Linked DNA regions of Homo sapiens: region 2 is linked to region 1. Evidence: read pairs that join two places in POLR2A ChIA-PET (ENCODE). Cell type or tissue: K562. All regions are shown on one strand. Each heading gives the region's core, and the rest is flanking DNA. Links, peaks and the distances in the headings are about the cores only. Region 1 holds the start of PPP1R26-AS1 (PPP1R26 antisense RNA 1). Region 2 holds the start of LINC01502 (long intergenic non-protein coding RNA 1502).

What was found. ChIA-PET counts read pairs that join two places held together with the same protein. Peaks named below come from ENCODE experiments on the same cell type or tissue, not always from the same donor. Only the 100,000 strongest peaks of a DNase experiment are listed, where the experiment ranks them.
Region 2: POLR2A ChIA-PET joins it to region 1 with 5 read pairs; 3 of 35 experiments call an interaction of 5 or more read pairs at or near these places.

The regions. Positions count from the first base shown.
Region 1 is chr9:135,469,355-135,474,722 of GRCh38, reverse strand. PPP1R26-AS1 (PPP1R26 antisense RNA 1) reads left to right here and starts at 2,474. Exons shown (of 3, transcript NR_038969.1): 1 at 2,474-2,646. In K562, for the core only: no CTCF peak of the experiment used is centred there; a DNase peak (open chromatin) is centred at 2,872.
Region 2 is chr9:135,573,887-135,579,254 of GRCh38, reverse strand. LINC01502 (long intergenic non-protein coding RNA 1502) reads right to left here and starts at 4,330. Exons shown (of 4, transcript NR_109814.1): 1 at 4,161-4,330; 2 at 1,775-1,905. LOC105376316 (a long non-coding RNA gene) reads left to right here. Exons shown (of 2, transcript XR_930428.3): 2 at 1,445-1,829. In K562, for the core only: no CTCF peak of the experiment used is centred there; no DNase peak of the experiment used is centred there; H3K27me3 peaks cover 3,451 bases.

The sequences.
Region 1 (5,368 bases), core at 51-5,050:
GAGCAGGGTGCCTCCAATTCAGGATCTGGGAGGAAAATGACTTTCTCGCTCTGATTCCCTGCAGAAAATAAATTGGGCGAGGGCCCTTATTCTTACTAGACACTGTTTCTACGTTTGCTCCTCTCCTCAAACAGGAGGGCCTGGAGGGGCCAGCAGGAGTGCGGCGGGACAGGTGACCCCCTCCTCAAAGGCAGGAAAACCTTGCAGAGTAAAAGGCAGAGGTGACAAAGGCCAGAGGAAGTGGGCATCTCTGACCCAGACGACCTCTTGGACAGGAGCCTGCCCAGGGCGGGGGAGCTGCATGGACTTGAGAGACCTATGTGTGAGGGTTTGGCCAGGGGCACCCCCAGGACAGGATGGGGCAGGGGGCAGCCAAGCGGTCACACGGCCACGATGGAGGCTTCGGCTGATTCTCGGGGGGCCCTGGAGCATGGCAGCCCCTCAGATGGCCCCTGTCAAGGAAATTGGCCGGACATTTACACCTCTAAACCCCCTGCACGGCCATTGGACGTGGGCTGCCCCTGGGGAACCTCAGCCCGGGACTGTCATTTGGGCTGGGCAGCCGGGGACCATGGAGTGCTCCTGCCCTGAAGGGGGCCCAGACAGCTGCCCTGTGTCACCCCAAGTTCCCCAGGACCCTCCTTCCTGGGGAAGCAGCAACTGGAATCTTTTACTTCAGAAACTCTGCTAGGAGCTCACTTTCTCCATCTCTTAGGCAAAGAGTTAGTTCACTTGTTAAGTCTCTCTGAGAAATGTTATCTCAACCATGTTCAGTGGAAGAGGCTGCTGAAGCCGTATCAGAAATGATAAGCTGATAAGACTTAGCTATACAACTCTGAAATAGAATGTTGGCAATCAAGGTTAAAACAATGGTGAATGTGACGAGGGGAACAGATTCTGGTAAAACCTCTCACGAGGAGGTTTCTGCACTCTTGTTAAATGAACGTGGTGCAGAGTAAAAATGAGAAAGGTCACGATTTTCTTGAGTCTCAAAAATTTCCCCTAGATCCATGGAAATGATTCTATTTCAGTTTTCCTTTGGCAGAAAGAAGAGGGACTCTACCGCACGTTCTGTGAGTCTTGGAAAGGCATTACAGAACGTTTGATATTTTTGTATAAAAACCTACTCATGATGTCCTGAATCACTTTATTCTGAGGTAGGGGAGGGTAAGGAGCCTCCGCAAGTCTTGATACAGATTTGTAGTTTCTGGCCGGGCACAGTGGCTCACACATGTAATCTCAGCACTTTGGAAGGCTGAGGCAGGCAGACTGCTTGGGCCCAGAAGTTTGAGACCAGCCTGGGCAACATAGCGAGACTCTGTCTCTAAAAAAAAGGAAAAAAAATATGTATACGTATATTTATATCTACGTTTGTAGACCCAGCTACTCGGGAGGCTGAGGTGGGAGGATCGCTTGAGCCCAGGAAATTGAGGCTGCAGTGAGCTGTGATTGTGCCACTGTGCTGTAGCCTGGGCAACAGAGCAAGACCCTGTCTGCAATATATATCTATAGTTGTTTTTGTATGTAGCAGTTTGGCACTGTACAGAAAAGTAGGGCTGCATGGAAGCTGTACCTTTCACCAGCCCAGGACCATCCAAGGCCAGAAGGCATTGAGGGCTGAGCATCGGGAAGAGGCAGGTGTCCCAGGCCCCTCTGTGCCCCAGAAGACTCTGCCTAGCTTCAACCTAAGGCAGCCTTCAAAACCACTCCTGCCACAGTGCAGCAGTATTTCCCGGGGAGAAACACCTGCCCACTTTTCTCTCAGCCTGGTGGTCATGAAGGGAGATGGTAAGGTCCGCTTTGACGGATCATGACACCCCGAGCTCATGTTAGAAAGGGAAGGGAGATGGCCTGGGGTCTATCTGTGGCCACACACAAAGTTGGACCTTAGGATGGGCTCCCTTTGCCACCTATGGCCTTCAGAAGGTCCCATCTGTGATGGTGGCTCCAGTGAGGAGGGAGTCCCCATTTCCAAGGGTCTCCCTTGCAGAGATGGCCAGGAACCGAGGGTGAGCACAAATTGGGGGTGGGCACAGCCTGACGAGGGCAGCTGCTTTGGGTTTTTTTCCTCCCTTGAATCAGAAGTTCAGATGCAGCGTTTCCCTGGGAATCTGGGCTTTTAATTTTTCTCTTTTCCTTTTTAAGTTTTTTATCAGCAGTGTTTTGTTTCACTGCCCCAAGTGGAACCGATGAGCGGGGTGCTACTGTGTGGTTGCCCCCACATCTGACTCACCTCAGTGCCCAGGATGGGAGCAAAGCACAGGTGAGCTGCCCCGCCAGGCCCCTGCGGAGGGGGTGCATGCATGGAGACAGCTGTGGGTGTGGAGGTAAAGCACTCCCATTCCAAGCCCATTGCCCAGAGGGGAGAGCTGGGGGACAGAGGTGAAAGCACTTCCAGACCAAGCCCGTTGCCCGGAGACCCCTTCTTGTTTCCGTGGCAGCAGCTGCTGACCTTTCCGACCTTTCCACCTGCGTTCTGAAACCAGCGTCTCTGGTTACAACCAAAGAGGTTGCTCAGTCACACTCCTGAAAGGCAAAAGGAGGTTGGCCAGTAAAAAAGATGTAAACCCTAGATGTAGTTCTTAGTGTGGAAGCCACAGGAGAACTTCCAATGTGGCCACGGGGATCGCCGAGGCTTTTATGCAGGTAACTGAGCTGGGTGACCAGCTGCCTGGTTAACAGTTGGGCAGAAGTGACCTATTGTTGTGCTCTGTGCTGTCTACTTACAGCTACCGCATAGCAACATGGTAGAGACTGTGACGTTTTGCTCGGCATCAGGTGAAGGCATTCGGGAGTAAGTTTCACAACAGAAGACAGGCTCAGAAGCAGATCATCCGAGTCGGGGGAGAGAGGCGGCGACTAGTCAGGCTCCCTCGAATCCCAGGCTGTGATTATTATCTGCAGCCTGTGTCACCCAGGATGAAAGGGGATGGAAAAGCCGTGCATACCCTTGGTGACAAAGCCACTCCTGCTCTTAAAGGCTGGAGCAGGACATCTGACACAATCCCAGGTCTCCATGGAGGCAGGGGCATGGCCGGCAGCTGTAGACCACAGCCTCCGGGCTCTGGCGTGGAGGAAGAAAAGGAAACCAGCACAGAATTTTTTTTTTTTTGAGACGGAGTCTGGCTCTGTCCCCAGGCTGGGGTGCAGTGGTGTGATCTTGGCTCACTGCAACCTCTGCCTCCAGGATTCAAGTGATTCTCCTACATCAGCCTCCTGAGTAGCTGGGATTACAGGTGCTGGCCACCACGCCAGGGTAATTTTTGTATTTTTAGTAGAGGCGGGGTTTCACCATGTTGGCCAAGCTGGTCTTGAACTCCTGACCTCATGATCAGCTCGCCTCAGCCTCCCAAAGTCTTGGGATTGCAGGCGTGACCCATCGCACCCGGCCAGCACAGAATATTTTTAATTGAAAAAGGAGGGGGCTGCTTTGTGAATTTTTTTTTTTTTTTTTGAGATAGAGTCTTGCTCTGTCCCCAGGCTGGAGTGCAGTGGTGCGATCTTGGCTCACTGCAACCTCTGCCTCCAGGATTCAAGCGATTCTCCTACATCAGCCTCCTGAGTAGCTGGGATTACAGGTGCTGGCCACCATGCAGGCTAATTTTTGTATTTTTAGTAGAGGCGGGGTTTCCCCATGTTGGCCAGGCTGGTTTCCTGACCTCAGGTGATCCTCCCTCCTCGGCCTCCCAAAGTGCTGGGATTACAGGTGTGAGCCACTGTGCCCAGCCCAACTTTGTGAAAATTCTAAAGGATCAAGAGCAGACTGGGAAAGTGGGACCTTGGTCTTTAAGGCTCAGCTTAGGGAGGTGACAGCTGTGTGCAGCCGTGTCCAGGAAGTGGTCCACGGTCAAGGGAGAACTCTGTAATCTGAGTGTGGAGAAAGGTATTGCACAGTCCCCAGACACCCCTAAACATTTCTTCAGAGCCATCTGAGAACCGGCCCTATCTGGGTCATTGCCATAGACAGAGGACACAGCTTGGGGTGCAGAGGACCCAGCCTGGCCCTGAGGCTGAACCATCTGAATAGATCCTGAACACTTGTGGAGACGGAGCTCTGCTGCCCCGAAACCCCGGGATGGACACAGGAAGACGAGCCCGTGCTTTGTACACCAAAGAAAATGACTGAGGAGTCTCAATCTATCGAGAGGTTTATTTTGCCTGGGTTGAGGACGTGCCCAGGGGAAAGTGTCGGCAAACCAGATCCGCAACTTCAGGAGAAGGATGGGCTCCGCGGGCTAGGCGGGTCCGAAGGAGCACAGTAGGACCTGCGGCCTGCACGATTTCCAAAGAGGGTTTGAGAACTTCCGTATTCAAAGAGGAAAGAGCAGACAGTAGGGAAAAATGGAAAGAAAAAAACGGGAGGGTGGATAAAAGAGGCCAGCGGTTGCATTCTTTTGAGGCGTTGATGAGCCTTCCCTGAATCCCCGTTTTACATGGGAAAGGTGGAAGAGGAACAGTAAACTGTGCATTCATCCTGTGCTCAGTGAACCTGCATCTTTATGGAAGAACAGTAGAGGAGGGAGTCAAAGATGCGTTTGTCTCCCGTGAGCGGAGGGAAGACTTCTAGTCCTGTCTTTGTCCCATACCTGTGCAGATAAGCTGTTAATTTACATTTTCAGGGTGAAATTCAGCAGAACTCTGTTTTAGGACAAAGTTCTTGGAAAAGAAAGAAAGAAAAAAGATGTGTTGCCTGTAATCCCAGCACTTTGGGAGGCCGAGGCAGGCAGATCACCTGTCAGGGGTTCGAGACCAGCCTGGCCAACATGGTGAAACCCCATCTCTACTAAAAATACAAAAATTAGCCAGGCGTGATGGCACGCGCCTGTAGTCCCAGCTACTTGGGAGGCTGAGGCAGGAGAATCACTTGAACCCGGGAGGTGGAGGCTGCAGTGAACCCAGACCCTGCCACTGCACTCCAGCCTGGGCAACAAGAGCGAAACCCCATCTCAAAAAAAAAAAAAAAAAGATCTTGGGGACCACAATGTATTTCCTTGTGAGCAAACAGTGAGGGGGGCCCCCTGGGGAGGGGAGTGGCCTTCTGTCTTTGCATCTGTCTATTTAGGAAGACACTGGGAGGTAGTTTTGGGTGACCCAGTTCCCAAGCTTAACTCTTCTTTTTGGCATAGTGAGTTTGGGGTCCTGAGATTTTTATTTTCCTTTTACCTCTTTAAGCTGGAGGAGAAGGAAACTTCTCAGGGATTATCCCAGCACATTATCTTATCTTCCTAGGCTTGAGATAAGACAGAACTGCCTTTGGGCTGCCTGTGTCCCTGGGAGTCCAGAGACCCTGGGTCATATGGCCGGGCAGATGGCAGAGAAAGCTCCATTCAAAATGTCCTGCTCCAAACCTGAGATTCTTATCCTGTCT
Region 2 (5,368 bases), core at 225-5,224, 100 kb before region 1:
GAATAAATCGTGGGTGAATGGGGGTGTGAATAGATGAAGAGGTGGCCAAATGGCTAGATGGATGGGTGGAAGATAAATGGTGGATGGATGGTGGATGAATTGATGGTGGTGAAGGGGGAATGAATGGTAGATGAATGAATGGAGGATAGATGATAAATGCATGTATATATCCATAAATGGATGAATGAATAAATAATGGAATAAATGGATGAATGGATGGATTGGTGGGTGGTGGGTGAATGAATGGTGGATAGATTGATGGATGAATAGGTGGGAGGATGGGTGAATGATTGCATGGGTGAATGGATGGATGGATGGTTGGTTGGGTGGATAAATGGGTGTGTGTATGGATTGATAGATGGGTAGATGGATGGAGGAATGGATGGATGGGTGGATGAATGATTAAATGGAATGAATGGCTGGATGGATGAATGGATGGATGCAGGGGTGAATGAGTGGGTGATTGAGTAGACAGATGGACAGGTGAATGGGTGGGTGGATGGATGGTGGATGGATAGATGAATGAATAGATGGAAGGGTGGGTGAATGGGTGAATGGATGGGTGGGTGAGTGGGTGGCAGGTGAATGAATAGTGGATAGATTGATGGATGAATAGGTGGGAGGATGGGTGAATGATTGCATGGGTGAATGGATGGATGGATGGTTGGTTGGGTGGATAAATGGGTGTGTGCATGGATTGATAGATGGGTAGATGGATGGAGGAATGGATGGATGGGTGGATGAATGATTAAATGGAATGAATGGCTGGATGGATGAATGGATGGATGCAGGGGTGAATGAGTGGGTGATTGAGTAGACAGATGGACAGGTGAATGGGTGGGTGGATGGATGGTGGATGGATAGATGAATGAATAAATGGAAGGGTGGGTGAATGGGTGAATGGATGGGTGGGTGAGTGGGTGGCAGGTGAATGAATAGTGGATAGATTGATGGATGAATAGGTGGGAGGATGGGTGAATGATTGCATGGGTGAATGGATGGATGGATGGATGGATGGATGGTTGGGTGGATAAATGGGTGTGTGTTTTGATAGATAGATGGGTGGAGGAATGGATGGATGGGTGGATGAATGATTAAATGGAATGAATGGATGGATGGATGAATGGATGGATGCAGGTGTGAATGAGTGGGTGATTGAGTGGATGGATGGACAGGTGAATGGGTGGGTGGATGGATGGTGGATGGATAGATGAATGAATAGATGGAAGGGTGGGTGGATGGGTGAGTGGATGGGTGGGTGGGTGGTAGATGAAAAGCCCACAGAATGAAACTTTGACTCTTAGAACATCTCCTATTAATTAGCTGCCACAGGTAATAAAGGTTTGTAACACCAAAGGCACTAAAATTACCATCCTTATGTTAGGCAAAGAGGTCTTTCACAGCATACATGCGTAATCTCCTACCAGACTTTATTGTTTTACAGGAAAAACAATAAACCCATGGCTGCTGGACTTCTCACCTTACAGAAGTGCCTGTGAGAGATTGTGGTGAGGTGCTTGGGGCAGGAAGGTCCTGGGCTGAGCCCAGAGCCTGAGCAAGCCCTCCGTGTGTGGCGTTCTTCAGCACATGATCCAGTTAAAAAGGGACCTGCTGACTGAAACTGTTAGAAGCCGGAAAGGTGGACTCCAAAGTGGCTGCAGCCTGGTGAAGAAGAGTGGCCAGTGACCTCCTTTCCATCAGCCCAGGGCCTGGATGGCAGCGAGAGCCTGAGAAGCTCCCTCGCTCACCCCACGTGTCCCCACCAGGCACTCACCTTACATTCATTTTTAACATAAAGTTACCCTGGAAACGCTGGATCCAGAATGGTGGCAGAGGGTGAGCCGTCTCCTCTTTAAGTAGCTCCCTGTCCTGCTCCCAGCGCAGGGCGTGCCACAGTCCTTCCACCTATAGGGAGATGCCATAGTCACTGGAGCGTAGGGAGGGAGGCCAAGCCTTTCCCGTCTCCCCCAACATTTCAGCAGACACCACTGCTGCATGACACAAATTTCTGAGGATGTGGGAATTAACCGTGAAATGGTTGAGGGTGGAAGAAGGAATAAGAGGGAAAGAGGCTGGGCGCTATGGCTCATGCCTGGAATCCCAGCATTTTGGGAGGCTGAGGTGGGAGGATCGCTTGAGCCCAGGAATTCAAGACCATCCTGGCCAACAAAGTGAGACTCCTGTCTCTATAAAAAAAATACAAAAATGAGCTGGGTATGGCGGGATGTGCCTGTAGTCCCAGCTGCATGGGAGACTAAGGCAGGAGGGCTGCTGGAGCCCAGGAGTTTGAGGCTGCAAAGAGCCATGTTTGAGCCATGGGTGACACTCTAGCCTGGGTGACAGAGTAAGACCCCATCTCAAAGAGAGACAGAGAGGGAGAGAGATAGAGAGAGGGACAGAAAGAGAGAGAGAAAGAAATGGCAGTGGAAGAGGGTGTGGGGTTTTGTTGCAAAGCAAACTAGACAGAGATATTCAAGGGGCAGTCAGGAGTCCTGGTCCCTGATAGCCCCACATCCGTCAGCAGAAGGGGAGCCAGGCCAGAGGCTGGGACAGGGGCCCTCTTGTGAGGCCTGAAGGATCAGGGCAAACCTTAATGTTGGGGGATGAGACAGGAAGACATCCAGGGGCCAAAGGGGCTAGAGCTCACGTGTCGACCGGTCAAGAGTCAGCAACATGCCGTGGCGCTGGCTGAGCCCAGCTCATCTTGTGACCACAGCCATGGCTGCTGCGTGTGAACAGCCCACAGGTGACCAGCGCTGCTTCCTTCCCCTGCTTGTCCCCGGTGCCTCTGAGCATGAGACTCGACAGCATTCTCCCCAAAGCAAGCAGCAGTCAGTCCCGCCCTGGGCATGCAGGCCTTGGGCCTGGCCACTCGTGTCTGTTCTCGCAGTGCAAGCTCCCGCCTCCCTTGGGTCGCACGCTGCTGGACTGTGGCGTCTCTGGGGCACAGGTGTGGACTTCCCAGGCCCAAAAGCCACAGATGAGCATTGGGTTGAAAGAGCGAGTCCCTGAGACCTGGGGAGGGGACCGAGGCCATGGAGGAGGTGGGAATGCAGGTGAGGCAGTGGGGAGAGGTCCTCAGGCCCCGGGGGGAGGAGAGTGTGGCCAGAGGCCGAGCGGCTCTCAGAGAAGGGAGGGAGGCTCTGTGGAGCAGGAATCCTGGACACAGCTGTGGGGGCCCAGGTGCCGGGGGGCCTGGTCCACCAGCCTGAGCACCAGGAGCTCCTGTGTCCAGGCCACATCAGCCCAACCAGAGGCCCAAAAGTCTCAAGAAGTCAAGGCCGTGGCGACCCCTGGGGATGTTAGGACCAGACGTCTGGGCACTTGCCGCCCTTAAGTCTTTTCTCTAATAATGCCACAAACTTGTAAAAGTCATTTAATCTTGACAAGAACTTGTGGGGTTTTGTTTGGCTGTTCGGTTGTTTTTGAGACTGAGTCTTGCTTTTTTTGACTAGACTGGAGGCCTCCGCCTCCCGGGTTCCAGTGATTCTCCTGCCTCAGCCTCCCGGGTAGCTGGGATTACAGGCATGTGCCACCACGCCCAGCTAATTTTTGTATTTTTAGTAGAGACGGGGTTTCACCATGTTGGCCAGGCTGGTCTTGAACTCCTGACCTCAGGTGATCCACCTGCCTCGGCCTCCCAAAGTGCTGGGATTACAGGCGTGAAACACTGTGCCCGGCCAAGAATGGATTTTATATGACCCCCGATGTGTTGCCCTTGCAAAATGAAAACTCAGAAAAGGGGGATTCCCCACAGCTTCTACCAAACCTGAGCTCCCCAGGGGGAGACGCTGTCTCTGGGAGATGAAGGTACTCAACAAAAACCTCCCCAAACCCTGGCCCTGGGAGAGGCTGGGTGAGCTGGGGTGGGATCTTCACCTCACCAAGATGCCCGTTGGCCTCTGAGCAGTCACCCCGCAGTGGAGACACCAGTTCTGCCTACAGGAGTGAGTTTGCCCAGGCACTGCTTGGCACCCCCTTCTCTACCCAGGGGACGCCACCAAAGGCACAAGGGGGACCCTTCAGCTGACGATGTCCCCCGGGGTTTGGGTCACTGCTGTGCGACGGGTGTGAGGCTGGGCATCCGGTCCAGGGTCTGGAGACCGTGGCCCGGGAAGTGGCTCTTGTGTGTGCCCACCTCACCCTCCCGAAGCTCTCACCTTCTCAGCGGGGACAGGAACCATCTGGGTCCCCTGGGCTCACAGCATGGAAAGCAGGCTCAGCCCAAGGGTCCGCATTAGTGGCTGCATCGTGGCTGTGGCCCTGTGTCAGCTCCGGGCTTGCACTGCCAGGCTGGCTGTAGCGACTCTGGCTCTCTCTGGTTGTCCATTTATTCCCTGACTCTGGGCTGACTGGGAACTGGGTGAGTTTCCAACTCACTTGTTTTTCACAATGGCCGCGGACCATCCCAGCAGGGGTGGGGCCATGCTGGAAAAACACTGACCATTCCGTAAAGCATCCTGTTTGTCCATCTTGGACCCTGTTTTCCTAAAGCTTCACCTCAAGAGAGAATGTCACCAAAGCAGGACGAGTGAAAAGGTTTCTTAGAACAACAACAAATACATGGTCTGCTGACTCCTCCTCAGCCCCTCGTGTCTGGCTGTGCTGCTGGCTGCAAATCTATCCCCGTCACTGGCACGTGGTTCCATGAGGATGTGAGCAGTGACAGCTCCACCACTGCACCCAGGACCCGCTGAACCCTGAGCAGAGTGCGTCACAGCCACGTCAGCCCTGAACCCACAACCAGCAGAGGCAGTGTCTGCCTGCCCCTTCCTGACCGGCTTCTCAGCCCCAGGCCCCGAGGCCCCGTGTCCGCCTGCCCCTTCCTGACCGGCTTCTCAGCCCCAGGCCCCAAGGCCACGTCTGTGCTTCCCAGGGAAGGCTTTTCTTGGATTCTGCTTTCCTCTCTCACCTTCCTCCCCCGATTCTGACTATCTCCCTTTCCCGCCCTCCATCTCTCTCCATGCCAAAATGGCTCCTGTTTTTGTTCCTCTTCTGGGGGATCTCAGCCTCTCCTGGTGTCTTGGGCACCCTTTCTTGACTTCCAAAGCTTCATCCTGGATGTGCATCTCCTAAATTCTAGGTTCTTGTATGTAGCTGCCAAATGGACACCTCCCTCCTGATGCCCCACAGCTCTGACCTTCAGGACACCTCTGAACAAGGCCACACCTCTACAAATACCCCTGGGTGTCACCAACAATATTTCCATCTTCCTCCAGTTGGCCTTTCCATTTTGCCTGTAACTTATGACTCATCTTTCAGACCTAAGTCCTCCTGTCCAATCTCCCTGCCATTTCTCTATTCCCCAACTTCATTAGTGTTTTAAAAATAGGTACACTGCGGCCGGGAGTGGTGGCTCACGCCTGTA